2 separate regions of the Homo sapiens genome follow, and region 2 is linked to region 1. The links are chromatin loops, found by intact Hi-C in ENCODE. Cell type or tissue: A673. All regions are shown on one strand. Each heading gives the region's core, and the rest is flanking DNA. Links, peaks and the distances in the headings are about the cores only.

Region 1 (5,401 bases), core at 187-5,186:
CTTACGTTTTTTAGTATTAATTGAAAAGGTAAATTGAATGGTAATTGAAAAGGAAACATATGAGTCACAAAAGGAAGAATGTTGAAAGGAGTACTGTGATTGGTGGAAATGATGTTTTTAAAGCAGAAATGTCAAAAGTTGATCAGTTTATTTAATAATCATTATTGTAATAAATGACTTTTATATAATGGGCAATTGCTTTGGCCAGGAATATCAAAATGTTTTCTGGATGGAAATGCAATATGTAGCAAATTTTGTCATTGTACTAACATTTGGTCATGAGAATGACAAAACTATAAACCAAGATAATTGACTTATACAAAGCATATGTATCAGCAAACTCAAGGAATGGATAAAAGTAAAGAAAGATCATCAGGAAAGGAGGTTGCATCCATAGTCACGTCTTTTTATTTTTCTAGAACCAAAAGGCCTCCAAGCAATACTTCTCTATTTTATATTTCGTTTTAACTTTCTCTGACCTCCTATGGATACTGATGAACTTCTGAAAAATTTTGGAGAAAATACTGGAGCTCTAATTTGACCAAGACAGTGGAGAATATTCCAGTTCTATTTCTCATCTTGTGTCTCCTTATGTTGTCATAAGTTCGTGTCTTGATCTGTTTAAATAACTCTCCAAGATATATTAAGATGCTTAAATTAATCATCAGCTGGAAAGCACCTCTGATATGCAGGTAGCATGACAAGGTGGCTATAACCTTAGACCTGGAGATTAATGTTGCTAACATGTATGTAGCAAACAAAAAATAATCCAGGTCCTATAGTCTGCAAAAAGGGTGAAATGTTCCATTTTTTCTATTTCCTTCTTCGACCAAAATGTGTATGCTCTCTCTCTCTCTCTCTCTCTCTCTATATATATATATATATATATCTGTATATATATCTACATGTATCTGTATATATCTGTAAATATCTATATATATCTATATAGATCTACATAGATATATATAGATCTATCTAGATAGATAGATATAGATATATATCTATATGGATAGATAGATATAGATATATATCTATATGGATAGATAGATATAGATATATATCTATATGGATAGATAGATATAGATATATATCTATATGGATAGATAGATATAGATATATATCTATATGGATAGATATAGATATATATCTATGTGGATAGATATAGATATATATCTATGTGGATAGATATCGATATATATCTATGTGGATAGATATCGATATATATCTGTGTGGATAGATATCGATATATATCTATGTGGATAGATAGATATATATCTATGTGGATAGATAGATATAGATATATATCTATGTGGATAGATAGATATAGATATATATCTATGTGGATAGATAGATATAGATATATATCTATGTGGATAGATAGATATAGATATATATCTATGTGGATAGATAGATATAGATATATATCTATGTGGATAGATAGATATAGATATATATCTATGTGGATAGATAGATATAGATATATATCTATGTGGATAGATAGATATAGATATATATCTATGTGGATAGATAGATATAGATATATATCTATGTGGATAGATAGATATAGATATATATCTATGTGGATAGATATAGATATATATCTATATGGATAGATATAGATATATATCTATATGGATAGATATAGATATATATCTATATGGATAGATATAGATATATATCTATATGGATAGATATAGATATATATCTATATGGATAGATATAGATATAGATATATATCTATATGGATAGATAGATATAGATATAGATATATATCTATATGGATAGATAGATATAGATATATATGGATAGATAGATATAGATATAGATATATATGGATAGATATAGATATATATCTATATGGATAGATATATCTATCTATCTAGATAGATAGATATACACACACCCATATATACATAATATGGATTGGTTGCATCAATACCTGTATTTTCTTTTGATGTGCAGAACTATGAAGAGGAGGCATTACTAGATAGGTATGACCACTAGTGCAATTTATAATTCAAACAATACTTGAAAACTATTTTCATAAATTTATTATTTTATTACCACAAATAAATGTATTCCTGTTCACAACATCCAGAAATGAATTTGAGCACAGTCCATTATGAGAAAGAGAGCAGATTTTTGACTAGCTGATACAGATGCAAATGGAGCCACATAGGTGAGCAAAATTACTTTACATCAAGTTGCCTTACTGTTAGATACAGTCAGTCTCCTATAAGGATATCCTCTTTCTCTAGTTTCTGCCCTCCTCTTCCTCCAGATTGTCATCTGTCTTCTCTAGCCTTCTGATACTCTTATAGGGTCCAGTTTCATTCTGTGGGCAGTTTCAGGGTCTCTGAGGTCAGGGTTACTGACAATTGCCATGTCAGAGACTGATAGGTTCTTACCATTCCTCAAAGAAAGAGGCTTCTTTTTTCCTAGTCTCTTCAGAATGGGTCATCTACAATATACATGCTCAGTTCTTTCCTTCCTTCCTTCCTTCCTTCCTTCCTTCCTTCCTTCCTTCCTTCCTTCCTTCCTTCCTTCCTGCCTTCATTCCTTCCTTCCTTCCTTCCCAGAATGGGCCATCTACCATATACATGTTCAATTCCTTCCTTCCTTCCTTCCTTCCTTCCTTCCTTCCTTCCTTCCTTCCCTCCCTCCCTCCCTCCCTCCCTCCCTTCTTTCCTTCCTTCCTTCCTTCCTTCCTCCTTCCTTCCTTCCTTCCTTCCTTCTCTCTCTTTCTTTCTTTCTCTTTCTTTCCTTCTTTCTTTCTTGAGACAAAGTCTCACTCTGTCGCCCAGGCTGCAGTGCAGTGCTGCGATCTCGGCTTACTGTCAGCTCTGCCTCCCAGGTTCAAGAGATTCTGTCTCAGCCTCCCGAGGGGCTGGGATTTCAGACACTCACCACCACACCCAGCTAATTTTTGTATTTTTAGTAGAGACAGATTTCACCATGTTGGTCAGGTTGGTCTCGAACTCCTGACCTCAGGTGATCCATCCCCTCTCCCTCCCAAAGTGCTGGGATTACAGGCATGAGCCACCACGCCTGGCCTCACATGTTCAATTTTATCTCATGGCAACATGTTACGAAGCAAATGAAGTCTCTGTCTTACCAAAGACCCTCCTCATCACAGTAAGGAGTATATGGAAATAAAGGAGTCAGAGAGAACAGAGAAACTGATTATCCATTCTCTTGCTATCCCCTTACTCCAAAACATATTTGATTGGCATCTGCTTGAAGAGACTTTGGATGTCTTTCTAATACTGGCTTTTGAGTGACTTAGGCAAATTGTAGACTCCTTTTTGATATCAATTTGGAAATAAACTGCTATAATTTCTGTACTTTCTGAAGGGTGGAAAAACTGTGCTTATGTAATATTAAAAACATCCTGTCAATTCAGTTAAAAATTAGAATTGTTTGTTTTTACAATCAAAAGCTCTGATTTTATAAAATTGGGCTTCTAGTTTTATTTTAACTGCTTACTAACCAGGTTTTTCTGTTGCTTCTTTAAGATAACTGGGAAAACATTACTGTCCACTGATTTCACGAGGTTGTTGTGAAGAACAAATGAGAAAAATATAGGTAAAATTGCTTTGGAAAGTGCAAAAAAAATTATATAATGGTGAAAAGCATGTCCTTAAAATAAACCTTCAAATGAATTTTTCTTTTTTTAATATATGTAGGTTGAACATAGGGGACAGTGCAGGCACTACCAGTAATGCAACCAGCATTTGATTTCTTGCTTTTCTGCTCTAAAAGAACTTTGATTTAGTTGGAATAGCAATGTGCCTAACATAAGACTCCTTTGCAGGTAAAAGCAGCCACATTTCATAGTTTTAACCAGAGAGGTATGGATAGAAGTTATTGGATAAGATCTCTGGAAAATCTCTTTGAAAGAAGGACTAAACTCTACTAGTATGTAACTTTGTCCTGCTCTCTTCCTCCTTCTTCCTTCATGGGATGTGGATGCTTTGGTGTAGAATTAAAACAACTACTTTATGACCTTATGGTGACCTTAAAATTACAAACCACCAGAAAGAATAGAAGACTGGAAAGGCCTAGGGTGCTTGGGTCATTGATGACATCCTGGGGCTGAAGCATCAAGCCCTGAAATATCCAAATCCAAATTAGTCATGTTACATGGGAAACAAAAAATCCCTATCTTTTAAAATCACGTATTTGTTATTCACAGTCAGGGTGTTTCTAACTAAACCAGTATAATTATAGGATCTATACTTTCTACCAATTGATTTTAAGTACTCATATATCCAATGATAATATTTGATAGTTCTACTGACATCTCATATAATCTTATATGTCCCACTGGCATTTCACATGCAGGGACTCTACAATTCAACTCATCCTTGTCACAGAAGTTTTTTTTTTCTTATCTTTTATTATTAAACTCAATGAAAGGCATCACTATTTCTCAGTCAATAAAGCAATTTTTGCTTTATTGGGTGTTAAACTTTTAAACCACCCTTGCATCCCCGGGGTAAATCCCACTTGATTATGATGAATGATTTTTTTAATGTGTTGTTAAATTCAGTTTGCTAGTATTTTGTTGAGGATTTTTGCATCGTTGTTCATCAGGGAGGTTAGTCTGTAGTTTTATTTTTTTAATGTGGCTTCGTCTGGTGGTGTTATCCGGGTAATACTGGCCTCATAGAATGAGTTTGGAAGTATTCCCTCTTATTCCATTTTTTGGAATGATTTGAGGATTGGTATTAGTTCTTTAAATGTTTGGTAAAATTCAGCAGTGAAACTATCAAGTCCCAGGCTTTTCTTTGCTGGGATACTTTTTTAGTATGGCTTCAATTTTATTACATTTATTATTGGTCTGTTCAGGTTTGGATTGTTCATGGTTCAATTTTTGTAGGTTGTATGTCTAGGAATTTGTCCATTTCTTCTAGGTTTTCAAATTTGTTAGTATAGATTGTTAATGATGCCCTCAAATATCATTTGAATTTCTATGATATTATTGTAATATCTCCCTTTTCATCTCTGATTTTATTTATTTGGGTCTTCTTGCTTTTTTCTTTCTTAGTCTGGCTAAAGGTTTATCAGTTTTGTTTGTCTTTTCAAAAAATCAACCTTTGTTTTTGCCGATCTTTTGTATTGTTTTCTTCACTTTAATTTCATTTATTTCTGCTCTGATCTTTATTATTTCCTTTCTTCTCCTAATCTTTGGTTTGATTTGCTCTTCCTTTTCTAGTGTTTTAAGGTGCATCATTAGATTGTTTACTTGAAGTTTTTCTACATTTTTGATGTAGGCATTTAGAGCTATAAACTTTCCTCTTAGTACTGTCTTTGCTGTATCCAGTAGGTTTTGATATGTTGTGTTTTCATTATCATTTGTTTCCAGAAATTTTAAAATTTCATTCTTAATATCTTCATT
Region 2 (5,401 bases), core at 115-5,114, 73 kb before region 1:
GAAAGGTAGAGAGAGGGAAAGATAGGAAGGGTTGGTTAAAAGATATAAAGTTACAGCTAGATGGGAGGAATAGTTCTAGAGTTCTGTAGCACTGTGTGGTGAATATGATTAACAATAATTTAAAGTATATTTTCAAAAAGCCAGAAGAGAGGATTTTGAATGCTCCTAACATTAAAAAATGAAAAATGTTTGAGATGATAGATATGCTGATTACCCTGATTTGATCATTACACATTACATACATGTATTGAAATATCATTCTGTATCCCATAAATATGTATACTTATGTATCAAATAAAAATAAAAGGAAAAAATATGTTTTTTTAAAATTATAAGTTAAGAAAGGATAGAGGATGTGTATTTACAGAAGACCCAGTGATACAATCACCAATTATTAAAAGCTTTCTTATTTAACAGGCTTTTTATTGTTTTTGATGACAGACATGATGATAATAATAATGACAGCTAACATTACTGAACTAGGCACTGTTCAGAGCACCTAATGTAAATGAACTCAGTACATGTGCCGAGAACTGTATTGAGTATGCAACATGAATAAAACAGTCCAAACCTCAAAACAAACCTATGAGGCAAATACTATTATTATCCTGATTCTATTGAAAAGTGAGGAACAGAAACGTTTAGTAAATCACTCAAGATGTCACAATGGCTTTTTCTTTTAAAGCAATGAATAGTTTTAGTGCGCGTGATCCCAGAGAGAGGAGAAATATCAGTGGCTTGAGATCACAGGGGAACAAATTTCAAATCGATACAGTGAAGAAACTTTGGGAGTAAAAGCTTTTCTACTTAGGGGACTTTGTCCTTACTTTCCATCTTCTTGAAACTTCCTTTTCCTGTAATGTCTGTGGAAAGCACTGCATGATTCTTGCTTCTCCATGGGGATTTTCCAGATTTTGCCAATATTATTTTCATATCACCCACACCCATTCTCTCTTTGCACTATTGAACTATTAAAGCATTCATAAAAGCAAGTGTGGTTTTGTAATTATTTGTATGTGTTTCTCACCTATTACATTTAATCTACCTTATTGCCTAATACACAGTCTTGAACAAAGAATGGATGTTAGCAATTTTGATTGAATTAGAGAAAACATTTTAAAAAGACATTTATTCTTTACAAACCATTTAAGTAGTTTGCCCTAGCATAGTTGTCCTACTAATATAAATTGAATTTACTGATAGCTTCACTATGTATTCTAAAATATGTTTTATTTAATGATTATATTTCCACTTCTCTAAAAATTTATTCTTTAGAAATTCCACAGGAAAATTGGATTCATAATGATCATAAAATCAGTGGGGGTATAATCATCAACTTTTTAAAAATGTGAAGCCTTATAGTATGGTATTATATGGAGTAAAACTAAACGTTTGGCAATATTACAGCCCTTAGTTTTTGGTGTTCAAATAGGTTGCAAATCTGATCTTTGCTTAAACTTACAGGATTTTCACATTTATTATAAGAACATATAAAAAGAAACCAACCTGAATATTTTTCTAGCCACTTCCAGCCTTCTTAATAAATGATCTTTCATTATTTAATAAATAACTATGCTGAAACCATTTATCTGAACTAGCAACTACATACTAAACTGAATTATTAAAAGTTGTATGGGCAGTATTTAAGAATTTATATGTACTATAATTTAAATTGTTACATGTTTTGTAAACAATGCACTTCACCATGATTTTGCTTTCTAATTAGTATGCCATTTGATAGCAATGGGCAAAAAAAGAAACTTTTATAATAGATTATCATACTTTTGCTTTCATCACTAAAAGCATTGACTATATATTTTAACAATCCAACTTACACATTGTCCCCTTTGTTTTATATTCAACAGTAATACTATACCTTACCTTCCTCATTGCCACCCTTATGCTTCTCCCTTGACTCCCAGGGAGAGCAATTTGGCTGAGTTACTCCTGAGTGTTTCAAGCTCAGGTCACTGGATATTATTTGTGGAAATTCCCTTCTTTCTTCTTTCTTGTTCTCCTTCTCCTTCCTTCTCTTCCTCCTCTCTATTCCTCCTCTTGATTTCTTTCTTTCCTTCTCCACCTTCTTCTCTCCTCTTTATCCTTCTTTTTGGTCCTGTTTTTGCAAAGGAGAGGAGGAACAGACTTGAACTGGTACCCTAAATGTTCTGCCATGTTGCTGCAAATTTTTCTCCATCTAATTTTTAAATGACCCTTTCATTTTGTTCTATACTTTGCATATCTCTTGCATTAAGGAAAGAAAAATTGGAATTAAAGGAAAACGAGGATGAAAAGAAGTGGAGGAAAAAATATTAGAAGTTGGAAGGGAAATAAGGAAAATTTGGAGTGACGTTACAAGGAAAAGAAAAGTTGTGTTTAAAAGGAGATCCAAAGGCTCTGATAAAATATAGGTAGAAGAATCAGAATGAATGTTGGTAATTAACTTCCCCATCCCACTCCCAGTCTTTGTAGATATTCTTTTAGTATCTTAAGCTCTATCATATTCAGTTTTCTTTGTCTGACTTTTTTCTTTATTTTATGAAATTAACAACATTTAATACACTCTGACAAATAAAAAAATAACCAAACCAGGTTGTCATCTTCCAAAAGCTCTCTAAATCCAAGTGTGCTGTAACCAACCTCTTTCATGCTGACACAGTGCCCATCCCCTCCAGCTCCTGCTGCACCGTGCACAGTTGGCCATGTCCACAGACTCAGAAGATATAATATCAATTTAATTTTCTTTTCAGTCTTTTATTGTCTTTTGTGCCTTTTAAAAAAAGTCTCAACTACATGTTGTGATTGCTCCAGCTTTATAAGATAGAATTTAATATTCTTTTTTGATATGACCACACATCTAATATTTGCTCCCCACTGCTCCTGCAAATAGTAAGTTAAAATTGTTTTTCTTAATATAAGTCACTGTTTCTCCAGATTTCTTTGTGTTTCAGAGTTGGTTAATCCACTTTAAATCAGCAGCCTGTCTGCCTGCCATTCTACTCCCCTGCCCCATACCCCACGACTATATATTCCTTCCTTCCTTCCTTCCTTCCTTCCTTCCTTCCTTCCTTCCTTCCTTCCTTCCTTCCTTCCTCATGATAGTTAGTGTGTTCTCGTGAGATCTGGTTGTTTAATAATGTGTGGCATCTCCCCTCATCTTGCTACTGCTCTTGCCTTGCGAACTGCCTGCTCCTTTTTGCCTTCCACTGTGATTGTAAGCTTCCTGAGGCCCTCATCAGAAGCCATTGCCAGCACCATACTTGTCCGGTCTGCAGAACCGTGGGCCAATTAAATCTCTTTTCTTTATAAATCACCTAGACTCAGGCATTTATTTATAGCAACACAAGAACAACCTAATACACTTCCCTTGAATGATTCTTTTCGTTTCACACTAGAGAGCTTCCCAGTTCCTCAGCACAAAGGAAGTAGGTGTTATTTCCTGAGGGAGAGACTGCATCATCTTCTCATGTTTACACATCAAGACCTTAAACTGTATGTAAATACAAGCTGTGTTCCATGTAAATACAAGGACCTTTTTATGCTCTTAGAATTGTTTAACCAAACAATTGACTGAAATATATTTTTCAGATGGGAATGAACACTTTACTTGTGACCCTGACCTTAGCTTATAATAATTTTCTCTCTCTGATCCCCACCCTTCCCCCATATAGGTAGGAAAAGAGGACCAGGGACTATTTTGTTCCACTAAGAATTTAAATATGGGAAATAATTTGTAAAACATATGCCTGAAATATTAATAATGACTATATATGTAACTGAAGCAACATTTAAAGAGGTAATCCATGATGGCTGAGTGAGGCACAGTAGCAATATTAGGAAAAGCTGTTGTATTATAATATTACTGCTAAAATTTGAAAAAGCAAATGTTAGCTAGAGAATAAAACCCAAACACCAGAGCAGAAGCTGGTTTCAGTTTTCATATATAAAATATTTATGTTTTAGTAAAAAGCAAACCATTATCTGCCCTTTCCTGTCACCTTCCCTGTCTCCACGAGGTTGTAGTTTTGAAATTAGCCTTTCTTCTAAGAATGAAAGCACGAACACTCTACGAACAGCTTTCTTTTCTTATATGATTTGTCCCCTTAAATGATTGGCTCTGCAGGATCCTTAGTTTCGTGGACATTATATGTTTCATGCAGATCAACTTGTAACCTGGGCAACAGTGTGGAGGGCCTGGGCTATACTATTCCAGGGTGAACAATGACATTCAATGTCACATTCCCCTTAACTAGAGACAGTGAAAGTTCTGTCACTCCTCTGGCCGACATCAGCTAGCCTGTGAGGAAAACAGCCTGGGAAAGTAGATTGTAATTCCACACAGATATGTTGAATCACGATTTAACCTGCTTTTCAAATCATGAACATTGGGGAACTGAGGTTTGTATCTCCTGGTAGGGGAAGAGGAGGATAGAAAAGGTAGGCAAAGCCAGGTAGCTTTAGGTTAGGATAAGCTAGAGGCAAAAAGTTATGGAGAAACACAGAGATTATTTTTAGAAATCAAAGAAAGCTGAAATATATAGGCCAGTTTACTTTTTGAGAAACCTTGTGTTCAGGAATAACCTAGAACCTAGAATAAATTGGACTATTGTAGAGTAGCTGATTGTGTTGTCAGGAGAGACATGAAAACATTTCAAATGACTAAAAATTAATGAGAAAGGATGTGGGGCATTAGAGAGCCTGGGAATTAAAACTGGTCAAGAGAGCTTTCTTTTCATATATTTTTCTCTGTTTATCCAAGTTCTCCCCCCACCTCCTGATTATGTAAGTAATATGTATTTATTGTTGAAAATTTGGAAAATAGAGAAATGGCAAGATAAGCAAAAATCAGTTGCAACCTACCATTAAGACAACGAATAATATCATCAACATTTTGATGTATTTTCTTCTTAATCTTTTTTCTTTGGCTTTTATATCTCAAAATGTAGCTTAGTTTTAGTTTTTATCCACGTTATATATGCACAAGGCTTTAAAAGAACAAGAGCTCTGCAAAATTTATTAAGAGAAATGATACTTTCAAATTTTAATAGATTCTCTTGATATTAACCCCATTACTGTAAGTAACATGCTTATTTTTGCCTTTAAAGAAATTTTTGTACTATTTAGTTGATAATCCACAATGTATGCCTTTCCTTAATACTTCCTCTATCTACTGTTACTACATATGCAGTCCGTGTTCAAGAAATAAAAATAAGCTTCATACTATATACCTTTCAAACTAGAAAATCATAGTACATATTTGGAAACCAGATGAAATTTAATTAGAAAGACTATTTTTGACATTGGCAAATATTTTTCTAGAAATGTTAGTAAATGAATTAAAATGTCTTGCTCTAATTTTCTTTTTCTTCAAAGGCTGCATTTGATTTTACTATTAGTTATATGC

What was found. A loop is a pair of places that touch in the nucleus more often than their neighbours do. Peaks named below come from ENCODE experiments on the same cell type or tissue, not always from the same donor. Only the 100,000 strongest peaks of a DNase experiment are listed, where the experiment ranks them.
Region 2: a loop joins it to region 1, with 17 times the contacts of the local background. A loop is called at or near these places in 1 of 110 quality-filtered maps.

The regions. Positions count from the first base shown.
Region 1 is chr7:123,041,430-123,046,830 of GRCh38, forward strand. No RefSeq gene overlaps it. Among named protein-coding and RNA genes, the nearest start is that of TAS2R16, 48 kb to the left of the region's middle. In A673, for the core only: no CTCF peak of the experiment used is centred there; DNase peaks (open chromatin) are centred at 2,422 and 2,852; H3K27ac peaks cover 2,266 bases.
Region 2 is chr7:122,968,050-122,973,450 of GRCh38, forward strand. No RefSeq gene overlaps it. Among named protein-coding and RNA genes, the nearest start is that of TAS2R16, 25 kb to the right of the region's middle. In A673, for the core only: no CTCF peak of the experiment used is centred there; DNase peaks (open chromatin) are centred at 2,702 and 3,072; H3K4me3 peaks cover 2,602 bases; H3K27ac peaks cover 5,000 bases.